2 separate regions of the Homo sapiens genome follow, and region 2 is linked to region 1. A link is a loop called in an ENCODE intact Hi-C map of the cell type or tissue named here. Cell type or tissue: A673. All regions are shown on one strand. Each heading gives the region's core, and the rest is flanking DNA. Links, peaks and the distances in the headings are about the cores only.

Region 1 (12,845 bases), core at 2,976-10,975:
GACAAAAACAGTTTTTCATTTATAAACAAATAATTTGGAATTGATGATTTTAGAGAAAATGGTGCTAAATGTATCACATGGTAAGCACTTAAATATATATATATAGTTTAATTCAGTCAGTTAATGGATAAAGGAGGGTATATTTTACTTTCGAGGCATATATTTAATTAATTTGTATGAAAATATATTAATATAGTTTATTATCATACCAGTTGTCAAAAATTTTAGTGTCACAAAACTACCGTTTTTCCCAAAAGGACATCAAGAAAACTTAAATAAAGGAAAGCTGAAAATACAGCAAATCGATTATTACAAGGATCTTATTTCCTTTCAAACTTAGCCAATACTGTAGGCTTAGTGCAATTTCAATCAAAATGCTCGGGAAATTTGGAAGGTGGAGGTTATTGGCACAGGAATTCCACCAAAGTTTGCCAGGAAGATCAATCATATGAAATTAAAGGGCAACATTTTGAGAAAGAAGAGAAACAAGGGCCATTTTTGTCCAGACATAAAACTTCAATGGGCAGATCACTTTGGGTCTGGTGAATGGATCGATGTATTAAATAAATGAATTAGAAACACACTATCATACTTTGGAAACAATAAATGATAAGAGCAGTGTCACAAAATTGTGAAAACAGAAGGATTACGAGTTACATTTTTTTTTCCTGAAACAACGTATTATCCTTTGAGAAAAAAAAAAGAACATTACATATGGTGGAAAATTCAGAGGGAATATTTTTCTCTTCTCAAGAATGTTGAAAAATTATATAGTCACAGAAATAATGGAAGAGAGAATAATGGAAACAATCAGTGCAGTCAACTACATAGAAAGCTTCTTTATTTCTTAAGTCGGCATAAGGAATATTAAAAGGGAAAAAACCACCTAGGGAAAACTGCAACAAACATGACAAAAAATAGATGAATGTACTTCATGCATAAAAACAGAGTATAAGTCAGTTGGTGAAACCGTGAAAGACCTAAGAGAAATGTTTGCAAAGAATGATAAGGGACAATTTATTAAAAAAAGAAAAAAACATGTAACTAGCATATATGGTAAATATATCTTTCTCTCTTTTCAAATTAAACAACTTTTTTATCATGCTAATGGCTTCTCCCCACTGAGGATGCTTATAAAATATATCATGGTGTTTGCTAAGTTTTTTGCTGTAAAGTTACTATTTCCCCTTTGTAATTAATACATATCATGTAGAGAGATACTTTGAGGTTGTACATGCCTTGTTTCTCACATTTCGGGTGCTACTTTAAGCATCCAGTGATGATTTTTGCTTGAAACAATAATTACTGTGGAGTTTGCCAAATTGTATTTTCTATTTTTTATCATTCTTTCTATGTTTATTAGTTGGAATTCTACTGAAGATTCAGACTTCTCTCTTGATGGGGATGACCTGCAGACACCACCACCTATGGTGTCTACCAAATGATTTTCTATTTCTATCATTCCTTCTCCACATTTTAATTAGAATTACATTGTAAAGGCAGATTTCCTGACCATTAGAAAAACAAGCCAAAAACTACATTAATCAAATGATCTAAAAAGTTAACATCACCAGTGCAATGTGTCAAGAATACATCTCTTTTGTCACCAATATAATACTGAAATTCAGTCATGAGGAAATGTGAGGCAAGCTGAAATAGGGAACATTATATAAAATAACTGGCCAGCAGTCCTCAAAAGCATAAAGTCTTGAAAGACAGACTGAGGAAATACCCAGATTAAAGATTATTGTGAAGTGGAAACTACATGCAATCAACATGTGATTTTGCATTATATCCTGGACCAAAAAAATGCACATTAATGGAACAACTGGTGAGACTGACATGAAGTGTGTGGATTAGATAACAGTATTGTACCAATGTTATTTTTTTCTAATGCTTCTATCTTTACTGTGGCTATTTAAGTTGTTATCACTGGGAGAATTGAGGTGAAGGTGAAGATTCTTTGTACTATTTTTGCAACTTTTTAAAAGTCAGTAATTACTTTAAAATTAAAAATTAAACACAAAAATTTAGAGTGGAAAAAAGTGTGCATTGTGAGTGTGGTGGGACTCTACAATCATATGCTCCTTTTGGAGACAGCTTATTGATATACCCCCAAGAAACTTAACAGTGTTCACCATTTTTTCTATGTCACACTTCTGGATGATGAAAGAAATAATCAGAGTTGTATGCAAAAATATATATTATAAAAATTTTCAGAACAGCATTTTAATTTACGTATAAGTGCAGTATATTTATATAAAGCCTGCAGTACAAGCAACAAAAAAATTGTATATTTATTATATATTATTTGATGATATGATATTGAAAAGCCAGCTTGGGCTTTATATACAGGACAAGCCCAAACTAGACCAAAAGCCCAAAAAGGACAATAAGTTTAAAGTGCTTAAATATACGTTGTTATTAAGTATGTTACTGTTAAGTTGATGTGTTTGATGAGTCTTGTAACTTTAATAGGTATCACACACCTAGAAAAGAGAAAAGACAGTTGATCCAACCTCATAGCATCTATTTGGAGCTTTCAGAACATTGGGGGCTTCTCTGAATTTTCTAAGAATTGTTTTTTGTTTTTAGAGCTCTCTATCCCCCGCTTCTAAGCAAAGTAATTGTGTATGCTAATAAGGCTGTGAGCTTGGTCATCACTATGCTGTTCAACAAATTAAAACTGAGCTAGTTCACAGCCATTATACAAGAAAAAGTTTCATAACTTGTGGTGAAAAAATAGAAATCAAAGTTTTATAGCAATATGGTTACAATATACACGATACTTAAATATTTTGTGTTGATGGAGAGAAAGATAAAGTATAGATAATTAGACAGAGGATGGATCGATAGATGATGGAAGGATAGACAGAGGATAGCTAGATAATAGATATGTAGATGATAAATAGAAAGGTAGATAGAAAATAGATATGATAGACAAGAGATGGATAGGTAATAGATAGATAGATAGATAGATAGATAGATAGATAATAGATGGAGAGATCGATTGACAGATGAACAGATGATAGGTGGAGAGAAAGAGATAGACATGATAGATGGATAGATGATAGCTGGAAAGATGAACAGATTATGGCTAGATGAGTGATAAAAAGAGACATGATGGAGAGATAAACAGATGATAGATGGATAGATGAGACATAGACAGATGATGGATAGATGATAGATGGATAGCTAATAGATGGAGGGATAGAAGACAGATGGATAGATGTCAATGGAGAGATAAACAAATTAACAGATGGATAGATAGATAGACAGACAGACAGATGACAGATGGAGAGACGGACAGACAGACAGAGCCACACCACACTGCCCTGGGAGTTGAGGAGCCAGGAGAGCTGAGAGTGAAAGTTGATTCCCTGGTGGCCTGAGTCCAGTCCTTTGATTTCTTCACTAGGTCAAGTTGACTTTGCACACAGATTTCTCCCAAAAGGTTCACTCAGGAAGGTGGACTAGTGTCTTCTTTCTGCCTTTGGTGTCCCCTCACTTTTCTATTCCACTGCCCTGTCTTAGGGGTTTGCATTTTGTAGGGGAAATTGGGACTTGCATGTCACTCTGTGTCAGCCAAGATCGCCCCCAGAAAACAAACGGCTTACTCACAAACTACCGAAATGTGGAAAGTGGGTCTGGGGCTAGCAATTGCAGAATGCCTCCGTGGACCCTGGATGGGCGGGTGAAGAGGAGGGGGTGGCTTCCAGCACCTGAGGAGGGCAACTCTCTAGAGCCTGAGAGGAGCCCAGGTCTGCAGTAAAGGCCAACTCTAAGTGGCAGGCGAGGAGCCAGGAACACCTCCTCCAGCCTCGCTCCGCCCTCGGTCTCCTGATCCTCATTGGCTGATTCAATGGACAAGGACATTTTGACCTGTGAAAGGAAGAGATGGTGGAATTTACAAAACCCTTTCCCAGCTCAAAACAATTACGAAAATGTTCCGTGAACCGAGAAGTGTGAATGACTGACACTTCTGAGCCTGAGATCCAAACAAACCAAATCCTTGTCTTTTGCAGCAGTGTCTTCTGGGGGAAAAATGCCCATTTTGAATGTCAGAAGCGGAATATTTCTCTGGGTATCTCTGAGATAAAATCTTAATTTCCTCTAGACAGTTGTGTATTTGAGATGACTACGGAGGCCATCTCATAAATGAAAATGAAAGAAACGCAACACATCTGTATTCATGTATTTTTCAATATATTTCTCCTATTTCCCTTGCAGAGGAAAAAACGGAGCTAGAAATAAATAAGACAAATTAACATCAGTTTCATCCAGGTAATGGTGTTGTGGGGAGTTCTTAGTTTTGTCTTTCATATTTTTTTTTCTTTCTAAAATGTTCACAATAGTTATTATTTGCTTTTATAATAAGGAAAAAAAAAATACCCTTTTCCCGAAGTTATTATAGTCATATGGGGTGAAAGAAAACTAGAGTTGGAGAAGTTATACTTGGGAAAAATGAGGTAAGCCTAAGAGGCACGTTACCCATCACTACCCTAGATACTCGGAGTTTTTTTCCTTGATACATTTTTATCTTCAGACGCACATAATTATATTAGATTAGCTTTTTGCAGAATCACATTTTTAAAATTCCGTTATAGCCTTACCTTTTATTGAATGTTGTTACTCTTAGACAATTTATGAGACTTCACATGCGTATGTTAAAAGATACCTTATAAAATAAAATTGTTCTTTTCTTAGAACATCTGTCTCCCTTATGTGGCAGTTATTGGGCAATTTCCTGGGAAATTTTTTATTAAAACAGGGGGAAGAAAAGAAATCTCAAGATAAACTATGGAAATTATGGTGTATAAGGCATGATTAAGAGATAGTGTCCCCTTTAACACGGAGATTCTGAAATGACTTTTTCTTTAAGTTTCCATGCCTTTATGCAAATAACTAGAGCCCACTTTTTGCCTCAGTTTCTCGGGATGTGAGATTAAGTTGAGTACAACATGTTCTAAGACAGTCATGAGCATGAGCTAATATTTGGAAATTTTAAAACATTATGATATCCACTTTCCTTCAAAAACTGTCAGTTAAATTGATATTTTCTTCAAGACAGCATAAGAGGTGCCAAATTGAAAGTCAGTTTCTGCAAGGAACGGCTCTGGATCCTCCAGCTTTCATGTTATTTGACGGGAATTAACGCAGAGACCCAGAAGCTCAGCATTTGGGAGAACTGAGTGGCCTGGGCTGCAGTTGTGGTTAAATATTCTTTCTTTTTCTCATTTTTCCCCCAGCATCCTACTTTTTTTTTTTTTTAACTTTTATTTTAAGTTCAGGGATACAAGTACAGGTTTGTTACACAGAAAAACTCGTGTCATGGGGGTTTGTTGTACAGATTATTGCATCACCCAGCTATTAAGCCCAGTACCCATTAGTTATTTTTCCTGATTCTCTCCCTCCTCCCACCCCAGCAGACACATAGACCAATGGAACAGAATAGACAACCCAGAAATAAGACTGCACACCTACAACCATCTGATCTTCAATAAACCTGACAAAAACAAGCAATGGGGAAAGGATTCCCTATTTAATAAATGGTGCTGGGAGAACTGGCTAGCCACATGCAGAAGGCTGAAACTGGAACCCTTCCTTACACTATATACAAAATTAACTCAAGATGGATTAAAGGCTGAAATGTAAAACCCAAAACTATAAAAACCCTGGAAGACAACCTAGGGCAATACCATTCAGGACATAGACACAGGCAAATATTTCATCACAAAGATGCCAAGAGCAATTGCAACAAAAGCAAAAATTGACAAATGGGATCTAATTAAACTGAAGAGTTTGTTCTCATTCTTTTTGTCTTTTTTTCTCTTCCTCTTGCTTTATTTTTTATTTATTATTACAATTTAATGACATCAAAGTGCAAAATAATTATAGTACTTAATATGCCTATTTTTCCGATTTGTTAGAAACAAAGATGCTTAATAAGTTTAGGGTATGAACAAAGCAAAATTTTTTCCTTTTTATTCCTAACATGCTACATGATCTTGAGTACTAGCCATATCTTCTCCGTAGTAATATTATTAGTAGGAGGAGTGGGAGGAGGAGGAGTATTTTAATCAGTCAGACAGAAGCCAAAAAATCAGATGACTTCACTTTAATGTCTGTAAGGATCAAATATTTAATAAACCTAGAATATTTTATCAAACCTCTGGTGACTCAATGTATGTGCAGGGGACAAGCTGAGATGAGAAAACTGGCAGGATCAGCAGCAGGAGGACTTCCTACTACTGAGAAGCGCGTGGGGTATTAAAACATATCCGCATGAACCCCGAACGGGGTTAGTATCAGTCTGAATTTTCCAAATTAGTTTTGCAAATGTAGAAGAGAAATTCAATGCACTAGAACAGACTGCACCCAGCTTTTTCTATTTTCCTGACATAAAACGATATTGTTGCCTTCTTTTTCTTAAATATAAGACGATTCTTTAAGATGTATTTTTTGAGAAAAGAAATGAGTTCTATGCGTCGGGGTTTTAGTTCAGTACGAGCTATAGTAAGACTCGTTTACAAACAAACGCAAAATATCTCTTCAAAGCATACCTTTTGGGGAATAGTAGTTCTATGACAAAGAAACTTAGGACAAGTTCAAAGTGAACAGGCTACTTCTTCCTTTTACTGATAGGTCCTTTAAAATGTCTCAGAAATGGAGTTCTGGATTTTTGTCTGAGTACAATGAAAAACAAAATAAAACCCCTTTCACTAGGTACAATCAAAAGTGCAAAAGTTATTTGTCCCATGGTGTCTGATCTGTAAAATCTGTTAGCCACGGGGCATTTTAGTTCTTTGAAGATTTCATTATGGCAAGTAGAATAACACATAATGTAAAGAATGCATGTACAATATGGAAAACATGCAGCATATAAACTTTTATTGAACTAATTCCCTTCATTAAATATAAGGAGTACCTTTGAACTACTGGGCTAACACCTGCATAGTAATAAGCTTTGTGTGGATTATGATATTTCTATTTGATGTTTAATATTTCTTGGAATCGCCCTGCACATCTAAGCTTTTGCCTTTGGAGGTTAAAGCCTGTGCATTTACAGCCAGCCTAATTGGGAGCTGTGAACTGCTGAGCTCCTCTAAACCAGCAGCGTTTTAAACCCAGCTCTGCCTGTCTGCGTGGCCAGGCTCACTCCCCTTCCCAACCAGGCAGAATTGTGTTCATCGTTTGCAAGCAAGACGGCCCTCGTGCACAGATAACTGCAGCGGCTGCAGCCACTCGCCACGGGGGAGGGCAGACTGTTCTGCAGAATCAAGGAAGAGACGCAATGCTGTTGAATCAGGGTTTGACCTTCCAGGGTTTCTGCAACAAGCGCTTCTGGAATTAAAAATTTTTTAAAAGGAGTCTCAGCAAAGGGTTGTAGAGAGGTGCTTTTGGTGTTGATAATAACAACCAAAACATATGGTCCCTCCCTGTCTAGACAGAATGGTACTGTCCCAGACAGAAAGGTCTCCACAGGCCAGACAGTCCATGTAGCACACCACGCTGCTGAGGGCTCCAAGACACCCCAGTGTGAGGGAGGGGAAGAGGGAAAAACTGCAAGGGTCAGGGATAATTAACAGGACGGATGAGCCAGTAGTGTCTGCTGTGTGTGTGTGTATGTGTGTGTGCGTGTGCACCCTTGAGCATGCATGTATTTGTGTGCACACAAGTGTGCAGTTCTCTGTATGAGACGAATGAGGCTTAGGTTCTTGACCTCAAATTTAAACGCAAGTTCAATACAACAACATGCCACCTAGATTTTTTAATGACACAACTGCAAATAGTAAATTATTTTGAGTCTGACATTGCTTGTCATGGAAGGCAAAATTCTGTTTTGATATTTTATTTTAAAATCAGTTTTCAACCTCAGAATTCAAAAATGCAAAAACTCAGAATTTAAACAATTATGTAGGCCACACCTAAGTTTCCATGGATTTTGTGTTCCAAAGAAAGCATATAAAATGTTATCAGGAGGGTGCAGGTTTTTAAAACTTGACTTGGTAAATTTGACACTTTTAAAACATTTCTCTTCATTTTTCAACCTGAGTTCACAGCTACAAAAGATGGTGATGTGGCTTCCCTGCTCAGGGTGCCTGGCTCTCCTTCTACCTTGTCTGACAGGAGAACACATTTGTTGTTCTAAATAGCTGTTGGTTGTTATTGGTTGCAAAACTACAGCCTGTGTTAATTTTGGGTGCAAGAATCCTAATTTGCTCCTGGATACATCCCTTGTTGAAGACTGCAGGGAAGGTAATATTGTGCCTTTTCTGGTATGATTTATTCTGCACCAAGTGACATAGCAAAATGTACCTGGCTAAGAACAACTTGTACCATGTGCTGATTTGCACATGGAGAAAAAAAAGGCTTCATGTATCTCAGGGTTCATTCCAGTTGGTGCCTATTAAAGAATGAAAATTGTTTCCTCTGCTTACAGACTAGTGCAATTAATTGCCTTTGTCTAGAGATGACACAGATTTGAGAAACACTGTCTGAGATACGGCTATGGAATTTAGCCAGAATCTTGAAGATGTTCACTGCTTCACTCAAAACATTGCAGCATTTTAAAATATGAGAATGTGGCTATTTCTGCCACGGTCATTTCAAGGTGCAATTAAAAAACTTAACGGGTACGGGAGTTTTCTGAAAGATACCGCATAGGAAATTTTTCAGAACTTGTCCGTACTTAAAAGTTATACCGCTGGCGAAGAAGGTGTGAGCAGCAGTAGAGGTGGGCATTATGCCATTCTGCTGCCCAGTTCTTCAGTCTACGGAAACAAGACAGAGTCATGTTCTGTGGGCAGGTGATCTCCACCCTCTCGACAGTCTTGGAGTCTGCCGATGAACTCGTCTTCAGACACATGGAGGCAACGCGGCACTAAACACGGAGGAGCTGGCAGGAGTTGGAAAGTCAAGTTGGGCCTACCTTTATCTTTGGTCCTGGTCCTGCTCCCCTGTCCTTATAGAGCCCGGCCAAGGAAAAGTCAAAGGTTTGCTCGCACGCAGCCAAACACACCAAAGGTTGCCCGAGCTGCAGATGGCCATGCACAGCACACCTATTTTAGTCTATTTTTGTAGACTCTGGACATATGGGCCAGTACTTGGTTTTATGCCTGACATATTACCTAAAATTGTCTTTAATCAGAAGCCTAGAGATAAGTCACTAGAATGGAGAAAATGTGAAAACAAAATATTCAAAACATTGAAAGACCCCAAATAATAGGTACTTTGCACAAAGCACAGGAAAAAACAATTGTACTGAAATGGGTCCTTCAAATACTGGTGAGAGTGGTATAAACCTTCTGAGTTAAAAAAGCTAAAAAATTGTTTCCTTTGGATTTTGGACTAGAATAATTTTAAACTACATTTTTCGGTGTTTATATATTTAAGAATTTAAAACATATTTATAGAAATCCATCATAAAAACTATTTCCCTACAGAAAGAAAATAAAATTCATTTACCACGTAGTCCCATGGAAAAGTTTATTGCTCCTTTATCTTCAACATCAGAATAATCAGTGAATTTTTCTCAAAAAGCTAAAAGTGGATATCATTGTACATAAAAGTACAAAAGTCAACTGCAGAAAAACTAAAAAAGCAATTATTTCTCAACTTTGATCTTCTAGTATTTTTTTCAAGGTACTAAGGTAAAAGCAGTATAAAGGCATATAATTGAAAGACGTGTGAAAAGTGGTTATTTTGCAGGGATAGAATTATGGAAAAATTATATTTTCTTATGAGGTTTTCCATTGTCTAGGTTTTAACCAATAAACCCACACTAATTTTTAAATAATGAAAATACCAGCCGGGCGCAGTGGCTTACACCTGTAATCCCAGCACTTTTGGAGGCTGAGACAGTTGGATCACCTGAGGCCAGGAGTTCAAGACCAGCCTGGCCAACATGGCGAAACACCATCTCTACTAAAAAATACAAAAATTAGCCAGGCGTGGTTGCGGGCGCCTGTAATCCCAGCTACTCCTGAGGCTGAGGCAGGAGAATCGCTTGAACCCAGGAGGCAGAGGTTGCAGTGAGCCAAGATTGCACCACTGCACTCCAGTCTGACGGAGTGACAGAATGAGACTCCGTCTCAACAACAACAACAACAAAATACGGTAAGTAAACGGGGAGATGATGTGCTGATGGGCTGGAGAGACACGGCCCCCCTGCCTGGCTCATTCCCTTGGTTTCTGGGGCTAGAGCTGCTCCAATCCTCCCTGGAGCTCCTTCTCAAATTCCCTCTCAGGCTCTGTTTTCTTGCTGCTCAGGTGTTTCCAGTTCTCTGAGTCCATTTGGGGGCTCTTCGCTTTGTGGCTGTCCCCCGCATACGCTGGCACATGTGGCTTGCTGTCTACACTCTCCTGACCGCCACAATTGAGTCCTCAGCCTGGCCTCCTGCACAGTCAGCCTGTTTGTGGAATCACCTGAGGCATTTCACACAAGCACCTTAAACATAACTTCCCAAGCTGAATCCATCTACCCACCAACCTTCTTTTTCTCCTGGATTCCCAGTCTTCCCACACTGAGGTTTCAATCTGTTAAAAGAAAAACTTCAGCCAAATTAAATGTAAGGGCATTTAATTGAGCAAAGAATGATTGGCAAATTGGGCAGTCTTCTGGCAGCACAGCCACTGGGTGGAAGAAGATTTATGGACAGAACTCGGAAGTGAGGTGCAGAAACGGCCAGATGGCTACAGCTCCGCGTTCCCTTTATTTGAAAAGATTTGAAAAGTTGGCCACCTTTGATAGGCCAACACTTGGTGATTGGCACAAGAGTAGGCTACAGTCTGTTTACAGCTCTATTTAGGTTATAGTTCACGACGTACCAAGAAACCTTTTGGCCGAATGTCACACATGGAAGGAGGCAGCTTGAGGCTAACCTTGCTTTAACACACCCAGTGGAGACTTCAACAAGAAACTCGTGACTTTCCGTGATTCCACCTCTGCCCTCACCCTGTGTCATCAGGCATCAGCCACGGCTGGTCTGCTGGTTCCAGCCTGTACAATGTCTGCGCCGTGCCTCTCACTTTGCCATGGCTGAGAACCTCGTGACTGGTTTCCCTGGACCTCATTCTTATCCTCATTCCCTTCCCATTTATCTCCTTTCAAAGCAGCCAGAGTAATTTATTTTAAAAAGCCAAATGTGAGTATGTTATTCCTCTGCTTCAGACCTGTCAGTGGCTCCCTATTACCCTGAGTTAAATTGAACTTCATAGCTTGGCCAGCAAATTTCACAATCTGCAATCTTTCCCAATCTTCTAATACTACACCTCTGAACTGCTGGACTGAAAAAAGACTGATTTCTTTAGTGAGTCCCACGTTTTCAAGCCTTTCTGAGGTCAACATCCAGTCCTTGCTTCCCAGACTACCCAGACAAAACTCCTACCTGTCACATAAAACTCAGATCTGTGTTCACCTGCCCCCCAAAAAACTCCCTTGAGCACCCCCAACTGAGTTATGAGCCAATCCAGGGTGAATGCCATTTCCTTTAGCCACTGCTTTCTGCTCTACTTCTTGAACTCTCATAGGCAGGCATGATTTTCACCCATTCTGGTATTCCCAGTGCTCTGCATGGCACCTGGCACGTAGTAGATGCTTAAAAAATGTTTGTTAAGAGAATGAATGGATAGGGGCCCCTCCATTAAAGTTTATGACTGTGTATAAACAGATTTTTGAACCATTGAGGTACCAAAAATAATTCCTCCTTGTGACATTTAGGATATGCTATATTTTTTGTAATGTTTTGCTTTCTAAGAAGGTGTACCCTATTTAAAGAGGCTCAGGCCTAAGAAAATAAATGATTTAAAAAATGCAAATAAATTTAGATGGAATTGTTGGACAGGGAAGTCCTCCCATGAATGGGAATGAGCAGGTCTTGAGAGTGACACAGCCTGGACCCAAGTTACAGCCTTGACTGACTCAATGACGTCAATCAGATCATTCTCTCAGCCTCAATTTCTTTATCCAAGACACGTGCTTGTAAGGTTTATCTATCAAAAGCCTACCTTAGCCGGGCATGGTGGCTCACACCTGTAATCCCAGCACTTTGGGAGGCCAAGGCAGGTGGATCACCTGAGGTCAGGAGTTCCAGACCAGCCTGGCCAACATGGCAAAACACTGACTATTGAAAATACAAAAATTAGCCAGGCGTGGTGGCCAGCACCTGTAATCCCAGCTACTCAGGATGCTGATGTAGGAAAATCGCTGGAACCTGGGAGGCGGAGGTTGCAGTGAGCCGAGATCTGTCACTGCACTCCAGCCTGGGCGACACAGCAAGCCTCCATCTCAAAAAAAAAAAAAAAAAAAGTCTACCTTATATGGCCATCTCTTTGGGTGGGGGTGTGGGGTGCTTTAAAGAAGTCAGCATCTGATTGTAGCTATTCTCAGCATTGAAATTTCTCCTTTTGAACCAGTATTAATTCTTTGGGTCTCGACTTCCTTTCCAGATTCTCAATTTCACCAAACATGTTTTGTTGGGTGTTATTGTTCGAACAGCAAAGCACATTTTCGTCGTCTTACCTTTTCTCAGTTACTAAATCTGGCATAGTTTTAGATTGTTACAGTATTTCATTTTGTTCACTTAATATTAATGATCTGTGGTGCCTAAATAAACATTGTGAAACTAAATCAGCGTTTAGAGCAGTAACCAAGAATATTGAACCAGTGTCCATCTCTTCGCATCTTACTATTCACTGAAATGGTCACAATATATATGCAAGGTCTCGATCTACTATATATAGATTTAATTACCAGTAAGTGCCCACCAGGTATACTATTATAACAAATAAATATCAATAATTAGTAATTGTGTAAGACAGTTTAACTTTTTTCTTTGCAGAGA
Region 2 (8,000 bases), core at 1-8,000, 220 kb after region 1:
ACTCTGGCATAAAAAGTAATTAATGGCATTTGCAGCAACCTGGATGGGATTGGAGACTATTGTTCCAAGTGAACTAACTCAGGAATGGGAAACCAGACATTGTATGTTCTCACTTATAAGTGGGAGCTAAGCTATGAGGATGCAAAGGCATAAGAATGACAGAATGGACTTTGGGACTGGAAGGAAAGGGTGGGAGGGCATGATGGATAAAAGACTACAAATTGGGTTCAGTGTACACTGCTTGGGTGATGGGTGCATCAAAATCTCACAAATCACCACTAAAGAACTTACTCATGTAACCAAATACCACCTGCTCACCAAAAACCTATGGAAATAAAAGAAATTTAAAAAGAAAGTGAAATAAAGACGTTCTTGGACAAACAAAAATGAGGGAATTTGTCATCAAACCTCTTACATTAATAGAAAGAATAAGATTTTTTTTTTTTTTTTTTTTTGTAGAAGACGATGATTCCAGATGGAAAAAATGGAAATGTAAGAGGGAATTAACAACACTGGAATTAGTAAACCCATGGGTAACTATAAATTATATGCTTGAAATGTTTATAGACTTTAAATTACATGAATAACACAAGTGCATGCCATCAATAGCTGCAAAACCTTGTTATTGGGATTAAGTAGAGTTTCGAGGTCTTAAGGTTCTAGCAGTATTAGAAAGTGGTCAAAGTGATCAAATCTGTTAGGAAGCAATGAGTAAAGGATGCATGTTGTCTTCTCTTGTGAAATTACTAAAAGAATAATATAATATTTAATCAAAGTTAATGTAACAGTGAAATAATAAATATCCAATTAATCTAAAAGAACGCAAGAACTGTAGAGAAAAGGATATGAAAATAGAGACCAATTCCTAACAAGACAAAGTAAAGCATAAAAACTAGACAAACAAACAGAATCCAAATCTCTACCCAGCAGTTGGTGTTACTCTTCCATCTCCTTATGGCATATGCTGTATTTATCTCAATGCTAGTGTTTGATAGACCATACAACTCTGTGCTTACACCAAGCACAAAATACATCCACTCCAGATTTCCTCTAAATCCTAAACTCTTTTCAGCAGTGTTTCATAGTGACCAAAATATACTAGATGTGACCCTCTGCTTAACCTTCATAACAGGAACAGACTTAAAGATTTGAGTCACTCTATAGAAGCATAGCAGCAGTGCCAATCTGCTGAGAGTGACTTTCAGTGGCTGCTCATCTGAATTAGGCTTGTCGGGAAGGATTTTGACAAAAAAAAAAAAAAAAGTCCCAGATCCCCTGAGTCATTGCTTCTCTTTTTGGAAAAAAATGCTGTCTTACCCTTTCAAAGCTTCTCAGTGTTTACTAAAAATATCTGAATTCCCAAGTACCTTATAAAAGGTGAAACTTACACACATAAACCCTTTGAAAGCCCTTTCTTAATGAGGGTATTGATGTATTGAATAATGTAGTGAGTACAGGACACCATATTTGAATCAACAAACAAGAACTTTGCATAGTTCTTTGATAAGCAAAAATTTGACTGATGTTTGCAATAACCAATTAACATTCAGAATAAACCCCTTTATTGAGGGATTTCATGGAAATTTTCTTCTTTTCTATTACAGACATTAATAGCTATTGAGTAAAATCTACTAGGTATATAAGAATTGCCAGAATGGCTGAAATAAGATGCTAACATCTTATTTTATTGATCTTGATTTAAAATAAAACCAAAGAATTTTCATAGGTTACGTTATAATGAAGGTTATAATTCTATGTAAGACTATGATAGGCCACTACCTTCAACCTACCTGAGAGGGCATTTTAAAATCATCATCTGTGAGCCAAGAAATAGAAGATCAGAAGAGGAGGCCAGTACTCCTTAACAATATTTAATCTGCTTTATTTCCATCTATTTATTAGATTCTGAAACACAAGAATTACTCTTCTCATAGAGAAAAAGCTTTAAAATTTTAGAATAGCAAACAAATACAATCATGAATGCTATCTAAATGGCAGTCCAGTACTATATAAACAATACAAAGCATTTAAAATAGTCAGTGCTGTAAAATCATGTAAATCAGTGTTTATCCATTCTTTAAACTTTATGTACTACTGGTAACAACAAAAACACTCATGGCTTCCTTTACCATTATTTGATATTCACAGTAAATTAAATATTATCATTAAAAAAGCAATAGTGATTTTGTAACAAAAAGCTTTAGTTTTGATACCATTTCTTTTTGGAAAGAGAAAAACTGCCTCTGGGGATTAAGGATGCTGCTGGCAGCGTGAGTTTGGAGTCAGCTGGCTTCACACTGAGTATAATTTATCCTGATTTGTTTGTACAATATAAAGGATGCCATAGTGGTATCTTTTAACTTAAAGCTCATTTTCCATTGCTTTAAAAGATTTATTATCTTCACCCCATATCACCACTTCAGATAATGAGTCACTTATTTATTTTCTTTTCTGGAACTTTTTATAATAGTCTTTGTACACAGAATCATTATCTTTTAGAACCAGAAGGCAAGTGTTATGACTGGGAAAGTACAAAGGACTCCACATCTGCAAACCTTCACGCTTGCATCGTATGCCTCTGCTCTAGGAGCTCCCTGCTTCATGAATGGGACAACTGAGCTGCTTTTCAAGGAGCTTTTAGACAAACAAAACACGTGTCTTAAAGTGTTACCCAGGGCACAGAGATGGAGCGAGGCAAAATGACGGTATATATATATATATATATATATATATATATATATATATATATATATACCTTTTTTATTAAACCATTTACTTGAGAAAGGAAGCTTTATGGAGGAAAGTCTGAGGAGGCTTCACAAGTTAATTAACCTTTGATCTGAATATTGAGAAGTGAGATGGGCACCTAACCAGTTAGAACAGGGGAGAAGAACATGCGAGGAGAAGGGTTTCCACAGGATTTGACGTAGACAAGTGACAGGAATGACATTAAACTTCATTTTCTATGATGAAATGACAAACCCATGTGGAATTGGAGGATGGTTTTGAGCACAGTCAGTGTGGCTGAAAAACCTGGCCTCTGGAGCCGGAATGCCTGGGATGGAACCCAACTATGCAAGCTACTTGTGCAATGCTGAACAAGCATTCGCTGGCTTCATCACCTGTAAAGTGGGACCACAAGAAATTACCTACCTTGTAACAACTTGATGTGGATTATATGAGTCACATATGCAGGTGTCTTAAAAGAAAGCCTCACAAAAGTAGTGAGTGCTGTTTAAATATGAGCTGTTACAGTTGTACCATGGTTAGCTCCTTGACTTGAACAAAATCCTTAAACACTGCTGAATTATGATTATCCTGATGACTCAGTTAAGTAATGCTAAATAGGTGCACTTCTCACGATTTATGGCCTTTTATAAATATAACATAATATATTCTTTTATTACTAAAAAGCAACCCAGAAAATACTGAGCAACACATTAGATTTAAAACATAACTATGATTTATATATGACTCAAAACTAAATAAAGTTCTACAGGAAGAAAATTAGAAAACTCTTACAGCTTTTTTGAATTTTAGGGGTAAGATAACAAAGAGTATGAAGAGATTTTAGTGACCTATTTAAACAGTTGTTAAATGCAATGCTTCTGAAGTTAGGGTTTGTATTTTCAGGAGTCCTCAAATTCCTTCAACAATTTAAAATTTATTTGCGTTTATATATTCATGATATCTTTTTAAAGTAATTGTACTTTGTATCATCTTGAATATCTATATTTCAAGCTAGTACTCAATGAGATTTTTTTATGTCTTTGTATTTTATTTATGAGTAGGATGACAGAAGTAATATTATTTATACTGTTGTAGGTTAATGAGAAAAGAGCAGATGGATTTAATATGTAATAGATTTTCTTTTTCCTGCAAGAAAAGCTATGTGATATTGCAAAGCAGGGTAAGTTCAAAAGCTGGCTGTCATTTCAAATAGAAATAGTGGTAGGGGCTTGGTTAGCCAGTGGCATAAAGTGGGAAAAACACACAAAGCTTGACGGAACTTGATGAATAGAATAGTCAGCGCACGTTTCCAACAGTCATGTCATTTCAGCTAAACAAAATCTCATGCCTAACATCAATGTTGTGAATTTTACCTTTATTTTGCTTTTGTAGACTTTTATTCTACTCAAGTGGTCAATTTGCCTTGGTTTTATAGCTGAAATGAAAGCTCAAAGAGTAAAGAGATTATTTGTAACACTGTATGTCTATACATTTAATTAACATTGTAAAATAATTTAAGAAACTTTAAGGGTCAAGGGGATGTTTTTCTTTCATTTAAAAAGTATCATGTATATTACAAGAGTTGGAGTAATGTTGATCTATTGCATGTGGGTAGAATTAGTTACTGCCTCACAAGACTATGGTGTCCTTGGAGCCTAAAATGAGTAAATTAATCTCTACCCAGCACAAAGTATCCAGTGTACTTGCTTAGAGAGTTTAAAGGGAGTAAGCGTATGAATGCATGGCCCACGTTTGAGAGAAGGGAGAAACATTATCACACAGTATTAAATGTGTGGGTCCATTTAAAAAAAAACCTTGGGGGTAAATGGGCAACTCAGCTCCATCAAGTCCAGGAAATAGAACAGAAGAGAGTGCCTTCAAGCAACGCCAGGCTTCCCCTGAACGCATTCTTACACGTGAGTTGTATTTCACATTCACAGATTCAGCGAAGGGTTTTTCAAACACTAGAAAGCTCTGGGAACTTATTAAAAATGCTCGGCTGCTCTGAAATCACATGGGGTGTGGGTGGTCCCATGCTCGTTTCTTGCTGTGAATTCAACATGCCTAAATAGATCTGAATGGCTAGTGGGCGGAGCCGCTGAAGGAGAGGGGGACAGTCACCACAGACTCCTGGTGGCCAAAGAATGCAGTGCCTTAGGGTTAAGGGATCAAATAAACTTACATGTCCAAAATTATTATTTTGGGATGGCACGGAAAAAATTGTACTGTTCTATAATAGGTACAAAATCCAGGCATTTAGAAAAGTGCACAGGCTCTCTGACAGTTTAATGTCTTTAAAAACAAAATTGTTTGGTGAATAAGCTAATAAGACACTTGCTAGTTATTCTGTAATTTTTATTTTTAAAGTTGACATTCAAAAGAGAGCTGAAAGCTTCAAAGTTTGGGGGCCACTTGCAGTTCTGTAATGAGAGAGCAAAGTCACGGTTTATACGGAGCTAGGAAAACCTGACGTCCAAAGAAATTGACAAAGGGATCCATTCCACAAACATTTGTGGCCAAGGCAGTATTACTGGAGCCCTTAGGGTGGGGCCAGCATTTCTCATAAACAAGCTCCTGTCAGTTTGGACCACCTAAAATGTGGCCTGGGTTAAACCTCTAACACCCCTATGTTCTTTCTGCTCTTAAGACAGGATTATGTAAGGTAAAAGCTAAGTCATTTACATTCAATGAATGTCTGTGCCTCTGAACACCAGAAAAGCATTTCAAGCTCCTAGGATATGCAAACAGATATATAAATGATCATGGTCCAGACCCATTTCCCTATGGGTTGGGATACTCACCCTCAAACAAATTCCCTTCTATTTATTAGGTTTTCAACAAGAAGATTCCTTCATAGAAATGGTAATTCTTAGAAAATTACAATGCTACTTAAGATACTGGTGATTACTAACTCGACAACTCAGTACGGGGATTTAAAAAATGATTTTATTCTGTTATTGAGAAAACCTTGGTGATTTGAAATTTAGACATTCAAGACATGAATCTACTTTCCATTTCTGTACTTTACTGTAAAGAATCTTGTGTCTCTCAACATCTAGGAGACATCAATTAGATAAGAAGATGGAGTTTGATAAAGTGATGTAAAAACGGAGGTGATGCCAGTGTTTTCTCTAAAGTGAGACACTTGTAATTAGTTCACTTATTTTCAGGCATTACAAAACACTAAATCTCTCACAACCTGGGTGAAAATACAACGTGATCTAAAGGCTTAATGAGGTTTATTGATTATTTATATATTTACTAATTTTCAATAATTTCCTATTGGACAATTATGAGGTCTAGGGCATGAACCAATTAAACATAAGATATAAAATTTCTTCAATTTCTATGGATATGCATTCCTGTGGATCATATTAATAAATGTAAATTAATAATTTGCTACCGATTTTTAACTTAAGTCTTTCCCTTCAAGGATAAAAATAGTCTTTGTTAAATAATTCATATGTAAAATCATGTTGCTGTTCATTTGTCACAGAATTGATTTTTCTATTGACTATTCACCCAAAGGTGAAAAGAGGCATTTACTGACATTTATGGAAATTAAAAGAAGGAAATGTCTTGGCTGACTGAATAGTGAATATTAGTGTTTCAAATGCAAATCGCATTTCTACTTGGAGCTAACAAGATGTTGAAGAATAAAAAATGTTGAAAAATGAAATTTGAAAAAACAGAGTCTATAAAACCGAAGTCTACTTAAATAAATCCTAAAGATATAGCATAAAGTGTGATTTTTAAAAAGTCTTTGATTAAAAGCTTACATATATCTACACTTCTAAAGAACCAAGAAAAATATCTGAAAGTCAAAATAGCACTTGTGGTGTTTTAAAAGAGTTGGTCCTTCCTAATTCAGAAATATTCATTTATATAGCAATACAATTAAATTCATTCTTGGGATTTTGTTTCTTTGTTGCTTAAGGTTTAAACAAAGGGGAAAATATCCTTTAAAAGGCACGTTAAAAGTTTTATTGGAAACAAGAGGAGCTATATCTGGACAATAGTGAGGGAAGGAAGCAAGAGAGAGGATTTGCATTTTTTACCTTATCTGGATGCTTTAATTTCTTAAAAAAAATCAACAACTATTCTTTACTTTTATAATAAGTAACATTATACTGGAACACACTTAGTATAATTTAAGTACCTTTTTTTTTTGCATTTGGCAGCTGATTTTAACCTCTCCACACATAGTTATGAGTAAAAATGGACTCTGATGAGTGAATGTATATGTTATACATTATACATTTATAACTGAAAGTTATAAAATAGAAACTTAAAAATTTTACTACAAATCATGCAATATAGTTAATTTGTGACATTTAGGATAAGGATCTTGTATGAACTCTGTTCTCTTGCCACTTTCTTTAGAGAGAAAAAAATCTGTCTATATAATTTGCTTGCTCAAAAATCTTTAATGCCACTGCCTTCCCCTAGCCTAAAGAAAGAATCAAGCCCATATGCTTTGAGAAAGTTCTGTATTTTCTGGCCACACTGAATTATTCTAGCCTCGTCATCATCCATTCTGACACAGTCTCTATATTTCAACCCAACCAGATATATGTGGAACACACCCTGGAATTCTACTTTTCTTCCCTACAGTCATCCTGGTTTGTACGTCCGAATTAAAATTCCCTGCCTGATAGATGCCCCCTCAAGGTTTCTAAAGCCCATTTCTAGTATCATCTTCATGATATCATTTATATCCTTAAAACATTTTCACGTTAGTACTCTAGTCGACACTCACAACCGTGTGAAATATGCAGGTTCAATATCATTATCTTCATTTCACAGATGCAGAAAGTCACCTTTCAAGCCTAAAGTCACTTGGCTAGAAAGTGGTAGAGTCAAAATGCCATTTCAGGTACAATTGAGTTTAGTCAGTTTTTATATGTATTAATTACATTGCCTTCCAAAAAAGTTTTCCGTGTCAATCAATTAATAAATGTGCTTCATATGTTTATGAAAATGCAAGGAACTGTGGTGGGTTCTATAGGACTAAGCCAGATGCACACAATCTGACCACCTCCATCGAGGGGCTTTCATTCAAATTGGGTAACAAGACATAAGTGCATAAAAATTATATGAATAAAGATGCTTAGACAAGACACAAGTACAAAAATTTCACGAGGCAGGATAGCATTAATTGATTAATAACTTATGCATGTCATTACTGCTGTTGGAATACAGAAGAGAAACAACACATTTAAAGGCAGTATGGCCACTGGGATATGTGATTTGATCTGGATTGAAAGGAT

What was found. Peaks named below come from ENCODE experiments on the same cell type or tissue, not always from the same donor. Only the 100,000 strongest peaks of a DNase experiment are listed, where the experiment ranks them.
Region 2: it touches region 1 in a loop (3-fold over the local background); 1 of 110 quality-filtered maps calls a loop at or near these places.

The regions. Positions count from the first base shown.
Region 1 is chr13:109,407,145-109,419,989 of GRCh38, reverse strand. No RefSeq gene overlaps it. Among named protein-coding and RNA genes, the nearest start is that of LINC00399, 13 kb to the right of the region's middle. In A673, for the core only: no CTCF peak of the experiment used is centred there; DNase peaks (open chromatin) are centred at 6,229, 7,199 and 8,499; H3K4me3 peaks cover 1,525 bases; H3K27ac peaks cover 4,347 bases.
Region 2 is chr13:109,193,947-109,201,946 of GRCh38, reverse strand. The region is part of intron 34 of MYO16 (myosin XVI); the gene reads right to left. It overlaps LOC124903207 (a long non-coding RNA gene), which reads left to right. Exons shown (of 2, transcript XR_007063864.1): 1 at 1-533. Among named protein-coding and RNA genes, the nearest start is that of MYO16-AS1, 31 kb to the right of the region's middle. In A673, for the core only: a CTCF peak has its summit at 4,865 (motif pointing left); a DNase peak (open chromatin) is centred at 4,816.